2 separate regions of the Homo sapiens genome follow, and region 1 is linked to region 2. A link is a contact called in ENCODE Hi-C or POLR2A ChIA-PET data. All regions are on one chromosome and are shown on one strand. The core of a region is the stretch at or near the end of the contact, and the rest is flanking DNA. Distances in the headings are between cores, read along the strand shown.

What was found. Hi-C counts contacts between places; a loop is a spot of excess contacts on that map. ChIA-PET counts read pairs that join two places held with the same protein, here RNA polymerase II (POLR2A). Pooled maps may share reads with other maps.
Region 1: a pooled map shows a loop between it and region 2 (3-fold over the local background). The contact joins the promoter of CHRNA3 here to the promoter of PSMA4 in region 2. A Hi-C loop is called at or near these places in 1 of 168 maps with a recorded cell type or tissue (DLD1) and 4 of 50 pooled maps. POLR2A ChIA-PET finds 5 or more read pairs at or near these places in 3 of 52 experiments (A673, MCF 10A and activated CD4-positive, alpha-beta T cell).

The regions. Positions count from the first base shown.
Region 1 is chr15:78,618,813-78,624,877 of GRCh38, reverse strand. It overlaps CHRNA3 (cholinergic receptor nicotinic alpha 3 subunit), which reads left to right and starts at 3,882. Exons shown (of 6, transcript NM_000743.5): 1 at 3,882-4,165; 2 at 5,963-6,065. The coding sequence starts at 4,084. It overlaps CHRNB4 (cholinergic receptor nicotinic beta 4 subunit), which reads left to right. Exons shown (of 6, transcript NM_000750.5): 6 at 1-767.
Region 2 is chr15:78,536,229-78,542,287 of GRCh38, reverse strand. It overlaps PSMA4 (proteasome 20S subunit alpha 4), which reads right to left and starts at 1,844. Exons shown (of 9, transcript NM_002789.6): 1 at 1,749-1,844; 2 at 358-383; 3 at 69-111. The coding sequence starts at 360. HYKK (hydroxylysine kinase) reads right to left here. Exons shown (of 5, transcript NM_001013619.4): 5 at 5,643-6,059. RefSeq lists enhancers at 696-1,588, 1,697-1,806 and a silencer at 1,347-1,616.

The DNA.
Region 1 (6,065 bases), core at 2,633-5,132, 81 kb before region 2:
GCACCGGGCAATGGGGATAAAGATGACTTCGTAGCAGCACCTACTATGCTTCAGGCATGGTGCCGGCCTGCCTCTCCATCACCATCTCTCTCCACTTCCCCTTGTCCAGTTCCTCACACACTTCTAGATTCTTCCCAGCTCAGAGGCTTGGCATTTGCCATATCATCATCTTTTTTTTTTTCTTTTAAACGGAGTCTTGCTATATCGCCCAGGCTCAAGTGATTCTCCTGCCTCAACCTCCCAAGTAGCTGGGATTACAGAAAGCCGCCACCGTGCCCAGCTAATTTTTGTATTTTTGTTGGCCAGGCTGATTTCGAACTCCTGACCTCAAATGACCCACCTGCCTCGGCCTCCCAAAGTGCTAGGATTACAAGTGTGAGCCACTATGCCTGGCCTTCCCTATCTTCTACCTGAACCTTCTTCCTCTTCCCCCAGGGCTTCCCAAGCTCTTTCCACAGCCACATCAGTCAGGGCATGGCTCCAATCCATTCTTTGCTCCAATGTCACCTCCTCTGAGAGGCCTTCCCTAACCACCCAATCATTCTAAAGCAGCCTCCCTACAGTCACGTTACCCTGCCTCCTTCCTCGAGCACTCCTGTGTACCTGTCGCTCTTATCTGGTGGCATGTATGTCATCCACAGCTCACCCACTAGAGTGTGAGCTCCATGAGAACAGGGACCTGCTCCTTCACATTCGTGGTAGTATCCCCAGGGCCTAGGACAGAGCTTGGCACACAGTAGGTGCTCAATAAATGTTTGTTGAATGAATGAATGGCTCCTACCCCTCCTTCAAGTCCAGATGCCCCTCCTCTGAGCAGCCATCCCTAGTTCCCCCATCTGAAAGGCATGACCTGCTCCTCCATGACTGCGGTGCTGGTCACTTTCCACTTCTCTCTCATGGCTGGGTTCAGGTCTGTCTCCCACACGGATGCTCTGATTCACTCCTCGCACATACTGCCTTTTGCACAGTGCCTGGCATGTAGTAGGCACTCAAAATATTTGTGGAATGGAGGAGGATGTTCTAAAAAATTCTGTTTTAAAAATTATTATACAATAAAATTGACTTTTAAATATATAGTTCTAGGAATTTTAACACATGTATAGATTGGTATAACCACCATCACAATCAGGACCCAGGAAAGATCTGTCACGCAAAACAACTCCGTCCTGCTATTCCTTTAGAGTCCTGACTCCCTGCACTCCTAGCCCCTGGCAACCACATATCTTTTCTCCTTCACTACAGTCGGGTCTTTTCAAGAATGCCATTTAAATGGAATCATACAGTAGTGACCTTTGGAGACTGGCTTCTTTAATTCAGCATAGTGCCTTCGAGATTCAATCAAGTTGGGTTTTTTTCGTATTGCTGAGGAGTGTTCAGTGGTATGATGTTGACGCACATTTAGGCTGTTTCCAGTTTTTGGCAATTATGAATAGAGCTAATATAAAGATTCACATATAGGATTGTGTATGAATAAAAGTTTTCATTTATTTAAACACTCAGGAGGGTGATTGCTAGGTTATATGGTAAGTGTATATTTAACTTTATATGAAACTGTTGAGGCCGGGCATGGTGGCTCACACCTGTAACCCCAACACTTTGGGAGGCCAAGGCGGCAGATCACCTAAGGTCAGGAGTTCAAGACCAGCTTGGCCAATATGGTAAAACCCTGTCTCTACTAAAAATACAAAAATTAGCCAGGTGTGGTAGTGTGTACCTGTAATCCCAGCTACTCGGGAGGTTGAGGCAGGAGAATTGCTTGAACCTGGGAGGCAGAGGTTGCAGTGAGCCGAGATCGTGCCACTGCACTCCAGCCTGGGTGACAGAGCGAGACTCTGTCAAAAAAAAAAAAGAACAAAAGAAAGAGAAAGAAACTGTCAAACTGTTTTCTGGAGTGGCTATACCATTTTGCAATCCCACCAAAGTATGAGAGATCCAGTTGTTCAGCAACTGGATTCCACCCTGGTTTTAATTTGCGTGTCCCTGATGGCTAGTGATTTGAACATCTTCCACGTGCTTTTTTTTTTTTTTTTGTCTTCTGTATACCTCTTTGGTGAAGAGTCTGTTTAACTCTTTTGCTCATTTAAAAAATTGTTCGTTTTCTTACCATTGAGACTTTCTTTAGAAAACAACTTTATTGAGGTATAATTTACATACCATAAAATCCACCCATTTGAAGTACAATTCAAAGAGTTGTCGTAAGCTTACCACCAGAATCCAGTTTTAGAACATCTGCATCACCCCAGTAAGACCCCTCATATGCATCTACACTTAGTGTTGAGTTTTGAGAGTTCCTTATACATTCTGGATACAAGTCCTTTGTTGGATATATAACTTACAGTATTGTCCCAATGGGGGACATTTGCCAAGAGTTGAGAATGCTGTAATTGGAGGCCTGAGAGGTGGGTCCCAATTCTTACATTTTCCATTCCACAAACTGTCTCCTTTTGTTTGGTTTTAATATGGGTAAACAGCACATTCTGGAAATGATAAAGGTGACTCTCCATTTGCTGAATGCCAGGAGGAGAGTTTATGACAGAACTTCCTCCTGCAATAAAAGGATGTCAAAGAAGCCAACATCAAGGTGCCCCCCATCCCTGGTGGGTGGTCAGAGAGGGCAGGAGGCTCCAGGGCACCCTGCCTGGCCAATCAGTGCACATTCTTGGGGTTGCAGATGGTGGCGGGGAAGGGGACAGGTTCTGCAGGGGACTAGGGTGGGAACCCCATTGCCCTCTCAGATTGCTCCATCAGAAGAGCAGATGAGGCTGCACACAGTGGCTCACGCCTGTAATCCCAGCACTTTGGGATGGGAGGTGAACTACCGTCACAGCTGTAGTTCATTTGCTTGATACACCGCTTCCTTTCAACCCCCACATCCTCACCACCTGTTTCTTTGATCACCAATAAATAGCGTGGGCTCCCACAGCTGGGGGCCTTCGTAGCCTCCATACGTTGGCCGCCTGGTCCCGCTTTCTCTCTTGTCTTTTCTCATTCTTTTGACTCCGCCTGACTTTGTCACCCCCATGGCCTGGGGTTGGGTCTGATCACCCCAAAAAATTTTTCATTAAGGAACAATCCAAACGTATTCCAAAGTTAAGAGAACAGTATAACAAACCTCCAGGTACCATCATCCTGCCTCGACAATTATCAACTCATAGCCAATATTGTTTCAACTAACTTCCACCCACCCCTAAGCTATAAGGACTTAAAAAAAAAATACCAGTACTATATCTAAGTTTTTTTGTTTTGTTTTGTTTTGTTTTGAGATGAAGTCTCACTCTGTCACCCAGGCTGGAGTGCAGTGGCGCAATCTCGGCTCACTGCAGGCTCTGCCTCCCGGGTTCACGCCATTCTCCTGCCTCAGCCTCCCGAGTAGCTGGGACTACAGGTGCCTGCCACCACGCCGGGCTAATTTGTAGAGTATTTTTAGTAGAGACGAGGTTTCACCATGTTAGCCAGGATGGTCTCTGACCTCGTGATCCGCCCGCCTTGGCCTCCCAAAGTGCTGGCTGGGATTACAGGCGTGAGCCACTGCTCCCGGCTAAAATATTTAACAATTATTTAATAGCATGAGATACACAAGGCGTCCTTCCCAGGGTGTGTTAGCGTCTCTCCTACGGCGCCCGCCTAGCCCGGTGGTCCCAACCCCCTGCGGGAGCTGCACACGCCCCGGAAACCTGGGACAGAAACTGAGTCCCTCTCCTTCCTGGTGGTGGTGACAGCACCTGCTCAGATCTGGTCGGACGCCGCCGGCCGGAGCACCCAGCCCGGCGGAGAAGGAGCTCGCCCGGCGCTGGGGACTGGGACCTGGAGCCCCTTCCCCTACCGCACGTACGCCCCGCCCCGCGCACGCCCGCCCGCCCGCCCGCGCCTGGCGCAGCTTCACTCCGGATGGTTCCTGTCCTCCCGCGGGTCCGAGGGCGCTGGAAACCCAGCGGCGGCGAAGCGGAGAGGAGCCCCGCGCGTCTCCGCCCGCACGGCTCCAGGTCTGGGGTCTGCGCTGGAGCCGCGCGGGGAGAGGCCGTCTCTGCGACCGCCGCGCCCGCTCCCGACCGTCCGGGTCCGCGGCCAGCCCGGCCACCAGCCATGGGCTCTGGCCCGCTCTCGCTGCCCCTGGCGCTGTCGCCGCCGCGGCTGCTGCTGCTGCTGCTGCTGTCTCTGCTGCCAGGTACGCGCACAGGCGTTAGGGCTCCGGAGGGACGGGCGCCCGAGAAGGGGCGCGGGGTCCGGAGGGGCTGCCGGCGAGAACACCGCGCGGGCGAGCGGAGAGGGCTGGCGCCGTCGCCGGGGACTCGGAACCCGCGCAGACTGGCTCCAGCCCGGCGGCGACTTGGGTGGGGTGGCTTTTTCCCTTTCGGCTCACCTCCCACCCCTAGCCACCACCAAACCTGGGAGTCACTGAGCGGGCGCTGGTACGCGCCGGGTGATGGGGAGGTCGAGACCGGGTCCTTCGTCTTGGGCGCAGGAGTTGGGGATTCGCGTCCCCGCGCTGCCCGTCGCCCTGCCCCGCGCACTGGCTCCCAAACTGGCGCGCCCAAGCCTCCCGCTCCACCGTCTGCATCCCGCCCACCTCCTCATTTGACGGAGATGGCTGAAGACTTGGCCAAGGCCACCTCGGGAAGAGGGGAGTCGCTTCGGGACTGGGGCTGGAGCTGGAGCGCCAGCCTCTCCTCCGGTTGTAGCCTCCTAGCGCTCCTGGCTGCGTCGCTGAGGGACCCTCCACCGGGAGAGCGCCTCCTGTCTTCCTCCCGCTCTCCAGAGGAGCCTGCTGGGGGAAGCCGGCCCTGGCCCGCCGCTGGGAGGCTCTTGGGTGCCTGGGAGGGCTGGTGGGTAGCGAGAGTCGGGGACCGGGCAAGGCTGCAGGGAATTCCTGGAGGGCCCAGGCCGGCGGTCTGTCGTGCGGCTGTGAGCTCAGAGCGCTTTCCGCCCTCGGTGCCGAGGCCTGCACTACTCAGAACGCCATACGCTCTCAACCGACCTCCTGCCTGGGACCCTTCTTTCATCCTGGGGAAGGAGAGTGGGGAGCAGGAAAAATCCTATTTCAAGACCTGAGGAAGTTGGATTCAACTTCCTAGAGGATTCTCCTCCCGCTTCCCCAAGCTGCCCCCAGATCTGTACGTGGGAATCAGAAGACAGCTGACCCGGTATGCCTCACTTGTGCTGGGGTGTGGCTTAGGAACAAAGAGGGGTGCCCAAGGGTTGCAGAGGTCAGAGTCTTTCATCAGGATATGAAGACAGCATCAGCAAGAGCTGGGGGTCACACGAGATCACGGGAGTCACACAGTGCCTTGGCTTCTAAGAGGGCTGGTGGCCACCCCTACAGGGTGGAATGCAGGAGAGGCCCAGACCTGGGCTGTGTTCTCCCGGAGGCTGGGAGGTAGAAGACCTGGGCCTGGGCGACCGTGGTTGGCCCTGCCCCTGGGAGCGGACTGGCCATCTTTCCATCGTGGAAGCAGTGAGTGGCTGTACCCAGGCAGACAGCATTTGCCCCACACCCCCACCCGGCAGAAACAACCCAGGAAAAGATTGCGAATAGTTCTTGACCTCTTACCGCAGCACCAAGCTGTGCACTTCCTTCACAACAACCCTTTGAGGTGGATACGTTTATAATCCTTATTTTGACTGGTAAAGACACAGGTTCAGAGAGGTTAAGCCACTTGCCTAAGCTCACACAGCTTACAAGTGATTTGTCAGGATTTGCACCAGATCTGTCCAACTCCAGAGCCCAGGCTTGCAACCACTGTGCTTCTCACTGAATGCGTGTGGCCAGGTAGAATCCTGCCCCTCTTGGGCCTCAGTTTCCCATTTTGTAACCCACTGGGTTAGACTGGCCTGAAAGTCTAGGGTTCCACAGAATCCCCCCACAGGTGGAGGGGATGCTGTAGATGGGTGATGTTTCTGCTGGGCTGGGTGGGGGAGGTTAAGTAACGATTTCCCCAGGGACTGACAGGGCTGCTTCCCACAGTGGCCAGGGCCTCAGAGGCTGAGCACCGTCTATTTGAGCGGCTGTTTGAAGATTACAATGAGATCATCCGGCCTGTAGCCAACGTGTCTGACCCAGTCATCAT
Region 2 (6,059 bases), core at 595-3,094:
TTTTTTTTTCTAAAAGTCTAACACATTTATTTTTAAACTTGAGGCAGATTAAACAATTTCTATTTTACCTTCTGGAGAAAATATAGTGGTCCTGGAGTCATATCTTCGAGACTGCAAAGGAAAAACACATGAGTGATTCCTACCCACTGAAAGTAGGCCAACTCCTGCAAGCCTACAAATGATCTTACAAAACCTATCCTGGTATACAAAGTTCAATAGGTGAGAGGAAACTGACAAGAAAAAAGGCACCTTCTCACTGCTTTCCTTCTATTTCAATTTTCCCACTCAAGTCTGTAAACTGAGTACAAGCAATACTGTTTATCAGGCAACCGTTTATTGGCATGTGTATTAACTCACCATGTTTTCTGAACTTTATATAGTTCCTGTAAAAAGAAAATCAGATCATCATTAAAATAAGATTCACAAATTAAAAAGCATTTGCTGACTTTACAAATCTGTTTTATTTACTCCCTTTATTCAGCTAAGTGTCAGGCATTATGCTAGATGCTGGAATACCAAAATGTGTAAAACCAGTTCCTGTCCTGAAAAGCTAATACTGGCAGTTAGGTGAGAGAGGCAGTCATAGATTATAATGTGGAAAGAGGAACCGGGGGTAGGGTGGGAAAAGGGATGATGAAAGAATCAAGAAAGTATTTTTTGAGAAATCGATACAGAAAATGAAAGTAAATCAGAGATGGGAGAGGCAGAAATAAGGCTGAGAACCCTTGGGTCTAAGAGAAAGAACAGGGGAAGAAAGAAGGGCATTCCACACAGAGCAGAAAGTATGAACAAAGGGTACGGAGGCAGGATAGTTTAGTGGGCATGAGATAAACTGCTGATGCTTTTAAAATATATATAAATAAGAGCTAAGCGAGTATCCAAATCACGCAGAGCCTTGAAAGCCAAGGCAAGAGGCTGAGGCCTTCTCCAGAGAGTGATCTGGGTCCTGAACTTGGGGGTGGAGGCAGTTATCTTGGGCACCATCAGTACCATTCGTGCAAAAGGCAATACTAGGTGTTCAGCGTTATTTGGTAAAGCCTCAGTCCAAGGCCCACATTTCCAAATACTGGAATATAGGGAATCAAGACTGGAAAGGTAAGCTGGAATCAAATCCTGGAGAGCCCGCGTGCCCAGGTAAAAACAGAATTTTATCTCTCAGCCAATGGGGCTCCTCTGAATGATTCCCAAGGCCCACAGGAACTGATTGGCATTTTAAATGATCACTCTGGCTGGTGAGAGACCGAGGGCAGCGAACTGGTTGAGGTAATTGCAATAGGAATGGTGCAAAGTAAGGATGGCACAGAGCAGAGAAGCAGGGAGGACACAGAGACACTCGCCGGGGATTTCTGATTCGAGCTTTAAGCACAACTTTCTGTTGTCTCCACGCCTGACGCCGGGCACAGCACTATTTTGAGTTCACCGGCACCTCCGGGAGAGCTAACTTTCACGTACCGAACTCCTGAGGACGGAAGCCACCCCAACTCTCGGTCCTGCCCACAGACCCCCACCCTCAGCCCGCCCCCTCGCGGGCCCCGGCGTCCAGGCTTGGCACTGGGAAGCCCCCGACGGCGGCCGGCGGGGGCCATTCCCGGCGGTCGGTCCGTCACAGAGGAGGCGGTGCAGAGTCATCGTGCCCACGGCTCCTCGGCGGCAACTGCAGGCCGGGACCGACTGTCTTGACGTTCACGACCCCCGCCCAATGGGAAAGCGGCCAAGCTTCCGCGGGCCCCAAGGGGCCAAAGGCTCACCAGATGGAAGACCCTGAAGACCTGAGATGTCCACGGAGCCCTTAACTCCACGGAAGAATAAACCACCACCGCTCACCGAATAACCGCTGCTAATATGGCCCCCGCGCATGCGCAGAACCGCTGGGTTGGGGCGGGGGGAGCGGGACGGCCGAGGACGCGGAAGTCCTTCTTGCGGGGCGGAGCTAGAACCCGTGCCCCTCGTGGGAGCTGGGTCGCGGGGGTGCTGAGGCTCTGGGGCGCTGCAGCTTAGGCTAGGGTCCTCAGCAGGTGGAGGAGTTGCTGTGCCATGGGGAAGAGGGCAGGAAGACAGTAGCCAACCAGGAGGTGGAATAGCTAATTTCTTTCTCTTACCCTTGGCGCTCTCCTTTCATTTTCTCTTCACTATTCAGACCTAGGATAGCAAATAGTGTGGACCGGCTTCTTAATTGCTATCATTCCTGTCCTGTTTCCCAAAATGGTTCCAACCACATGAGACTTTACCCCTCTCATCACCTTCCTTTTTCATTCTGGCTTTCACTTTTACTGCTGATGCATACATTTTGGACATACACATTATGATGAGGAAGGCCGGGTGGCTCATGCCTGTAATCCCAGCACCTTGGGAGGTCGAGGCGGGTGGATCACCTGAGGTCGGGAGTTCGAGACCAGCTTGGCCAACATGGTGAAACCGTCTCTACTAAAATTAACAAAAATTAGCCGGGTGTGTGGTGCACGCCTGTAATCCCAGCTACTTGGGAGGCTGAGGCACGAGAATCGCTTGAACTCGGGAGGCGGAGGTTGCAGTGAGCCGAGAGTGCGCCACTTCACTCCAGCCTGAGACTCCATCTCAAAAAAAAAAAAATTATGATGAGGGTCGAGCATGGTGACTCATGCTTGTAATTACACCGCTTTGGGAGGCTGAGGCAGGAGGATGGCTTGAGGCTAGGAGTTTGGAGGCTGCAGTGAGCTATGATCGCACCACTGCACTCCAGCCTGGGTGACAGAGAAAGACACTGGCTCTAAAAATTAAATTAAAAAAAATTATGATCAGGTTCACACTTTTGGGGGAATTTTCACCTTGGTCTCTTTCTCTGCTTTTCACCAGTCAGAAAGGATTTCCCTGACCAGCACAGTTAAAGCAATACCCTACCGTCAGCATATACTCGCACCATTTTATCTTCTTTACTGAAATTGTCATACTTGTTTCTGTGTTCATTATCCATCTCTCCACCTTTTTGCTCATTCAGCCTCGGTCCGTATGTAAACTATCTACTATGCATTTTAGGTTTTTTCAGGCTAGAAGGTTGACTAGATCTGGGTTAATATGAAGTCATCTGCTCACAGTCTCTCCCAAAAAGCAGCCCACTGGGCAGAAACTCCTCTTCATGTTGGTTGCAAAATTATTGGGGGATCTGGGCTTTGAAAAGGAGATAGCTTGGAAGTAAGTTACATTTTGAGGTCTCGCCTATCGTCTCTACTTTCCAAGCACACAGGGAAGTGAGCCAAGGCAAGATGGCAAAGAGCCACACGCAGGTGGTGCTCTGAAAGCATCCTCAGGTGGTGTAACTTATGGCATCTCTGAGGGCCCCTGCCTGCCACCTTAGTTCATTCTGCGGAATTCAGTGAACAGTCACTTTTAAGTGAGAGGTAGAATTTCTCAGGTCAAGAGAGGGATTCCTTGAGAAAAAGGGCAAGAGAAGAATGAGTCTGACAAGTGTGGGTGACTGAGTAGTTCGGTCTGATCTGAATGGAGGAGATAATACAGGAAGTAAGGAAAGGCATTTGAGGCCTAAGTGTAGAGTGCCTTTAATGCCAGAATTTGTTTTGGTCAGTAATGGGAAGACAGGATTAAAGTGATGTTTTAGGATGATGAACCCTCAACATCTCTCATCCCACATGTTCCTCTTACAATGTGCCACAGATGGTTCCCACTGAGAGGTTCTGTGTCCCCTTATTCTGAATCTGGGTGAGCCTGTGACTACAATGGAAGTGATATCATGTGACTTCCAAGAGCAAATCACAAATGGTGATATGGTTCTGTCTTGTCCTCTTGGGATGGTCGTTCTTGGGACCCAGGCACTGTGCTGTGAGGAAGCAAAGGCCACATGGAGAGGTGTTTGGCCAACAGCCTAGATGAAGTCCCAGTGTCACCTGCCAGACAGCTGAGTGAAGATTCCTCCAGATGATCCTAGTACCCAGTTGTAACCAGGCAGCTTAGCTTCAAACTGCATTAAAAATTTTTTCCCCTTTTCCTTGGGTTTAAAGATATAACCTTGAAGCAAACTGCAGAAACCTTTTCTAGAGTCCACATCCCTCCCTTTCTCATTGTATATACTCCCTTCACATTTATCCAACTGTCTACTAGTATCTAATTATGTGTCTTCTTAGAAGTTCCAGGGGTCAATCCTGAGACACACAGACCAAGTCTGGAGACCCAGCTGCAAAGTTCCAGAGATTACTTCAAGACAGCTAGTTAACAACCTGGCTGTTGTTGAAATGCCATCAGCCCAGGGTCCAGGTGGACCAGGACCCAAGATAGCCACCAGAATAAGACACACAGACACTGTACTCAGCCCAGTTCTTGTCTGCCTTCCTTATCAAGTTTTCCCTTTTTAAACCCCTGCCTTCTTCCTAAAAATAGAAGCCGTTAATTTGGATAGGAATCCGATTGCTTTCCCTTTACTATTTTTGGCTAATAAATTCTGTCTTTCTATTATACCTCACCCTTGTCAATTGGACTCTGTAAGAAGCAAGTGTTCGGTTACACAGTGATTGAGTCTCTCCCAGGCATCAAATCTCTCCCAGCCTTAAAGTCTTCCTAGCTGAGGCCCCAACACTGGGGGGAGCAGAGACAAACTGTCCCAGGGCCTGCCTGAATTCATGACTGCCAGAAACCATGAGCTAATAAAATGATTAAAGTTTTAAGCCACAATTTTTTTTGGTCATCACACAGCAATATATGTAACCAGAGTTTTTATCTGCCTACATAATATGAAGTGCAGAGGTTAGGGAGACTAAGAATACCAGAAAGTAAAGTTCTGTTGTAGTCCAGGGGCGCTAAAAGCCTGAACAGAAGAAGGCACTTGCAAGAGCAAAGAGTCTTTGCCAGACATATGGTATTGATTCCTAAATCTGGAACTGGGTTTTCTCCACGTTGTTTGAAAGGACCAGGACCTGGCACTTGTAGTGGTGTGTTCATTCTTACAGTTTATTCAACAGATCTTTACTGGGTCTTCTAGGGGCCTGGCACGGTGCTAGGTCCTGAAAGTAAAGTAAAATAAATATTTAATTTATGTATTATATTAGGGTCTTCCAGAGAAACCGAATCAATGGGATGGAAGGATGGATAGGTAGATAAACAGGAGGGGATTTATTATGGAAATAAATTATGGAGGCTAGGAAGTCCCACAATTGCTGTCTGTAAGCTGAAGAACCAGTGAAGCCAATTATGTGTTTCAGTTTGAGTCTAAAGGCTTGAGAACCAGAGGAGATGATGGTGTAACTCAGTCTGAGGCTGAGGACCTAAGAACCTGAGGGGCCGCTGGTTAAGTCCTGGAGTTTGAAGGCCAAGAACCTGGAGTTTTGCTATCTGAGGGCAAGAGAAGATGGCTGTCCCAGGAGAGAGACTGAATCCATCTTTCCTTTGTCTTTTTGTTCTATCCAGGCCCTCAACAGATTGGATGGTGCCCACCCATATTGGTGAGGGGGATCTTCCTTACTCAGCTACTGATTCAAATGCCAGTCTCTTCTGGAAACTTCCGCACAGACATGCTTAGGAATAACGCTTTACTACCTATCTCTGTATCCCTTAATCCAGGCAAGTTGGCACCTAAAACTAACCATCACAGCCACCAAAGAGTTTATATAAACCACATGAAATTGATTGATTGGAGACAAGTTAGAACAAACACCAAATAGTAAAATATCAATGTAATGCAGCATGTAAACATCTAAACAGTGGTCAGCAATATTTGCATTAGGAATTGAGTGAAAGGAAATCCATGTTAGCAGGGGCAATCAAGAGGGAAATCTATACAGTTTCATCAATTCAGAGGATCAACACTGGTCTGGAAGTGAAACCCAAGTTTCAGTCCATTATTCTGGTTCCCAGTTTTTAGCTTGAGAGGTCAACCTAGATAAAAACCACAGTCCCTTAAATTTCAGAAACATAAGTGCTTTCATGTGAATGATCTCATTTGTTCCTCCTAGTGTGTGTGAGTGAGTGTGCATGTGTGTGTGTGTGTGTGTGTGTGTGTGTGTGTAGCAGGGACAGGAGAGGAGGGAGAGGGAGAGAAAGTAGCATGGAACTCTGTGGTAGTGAAGAGCATGGTC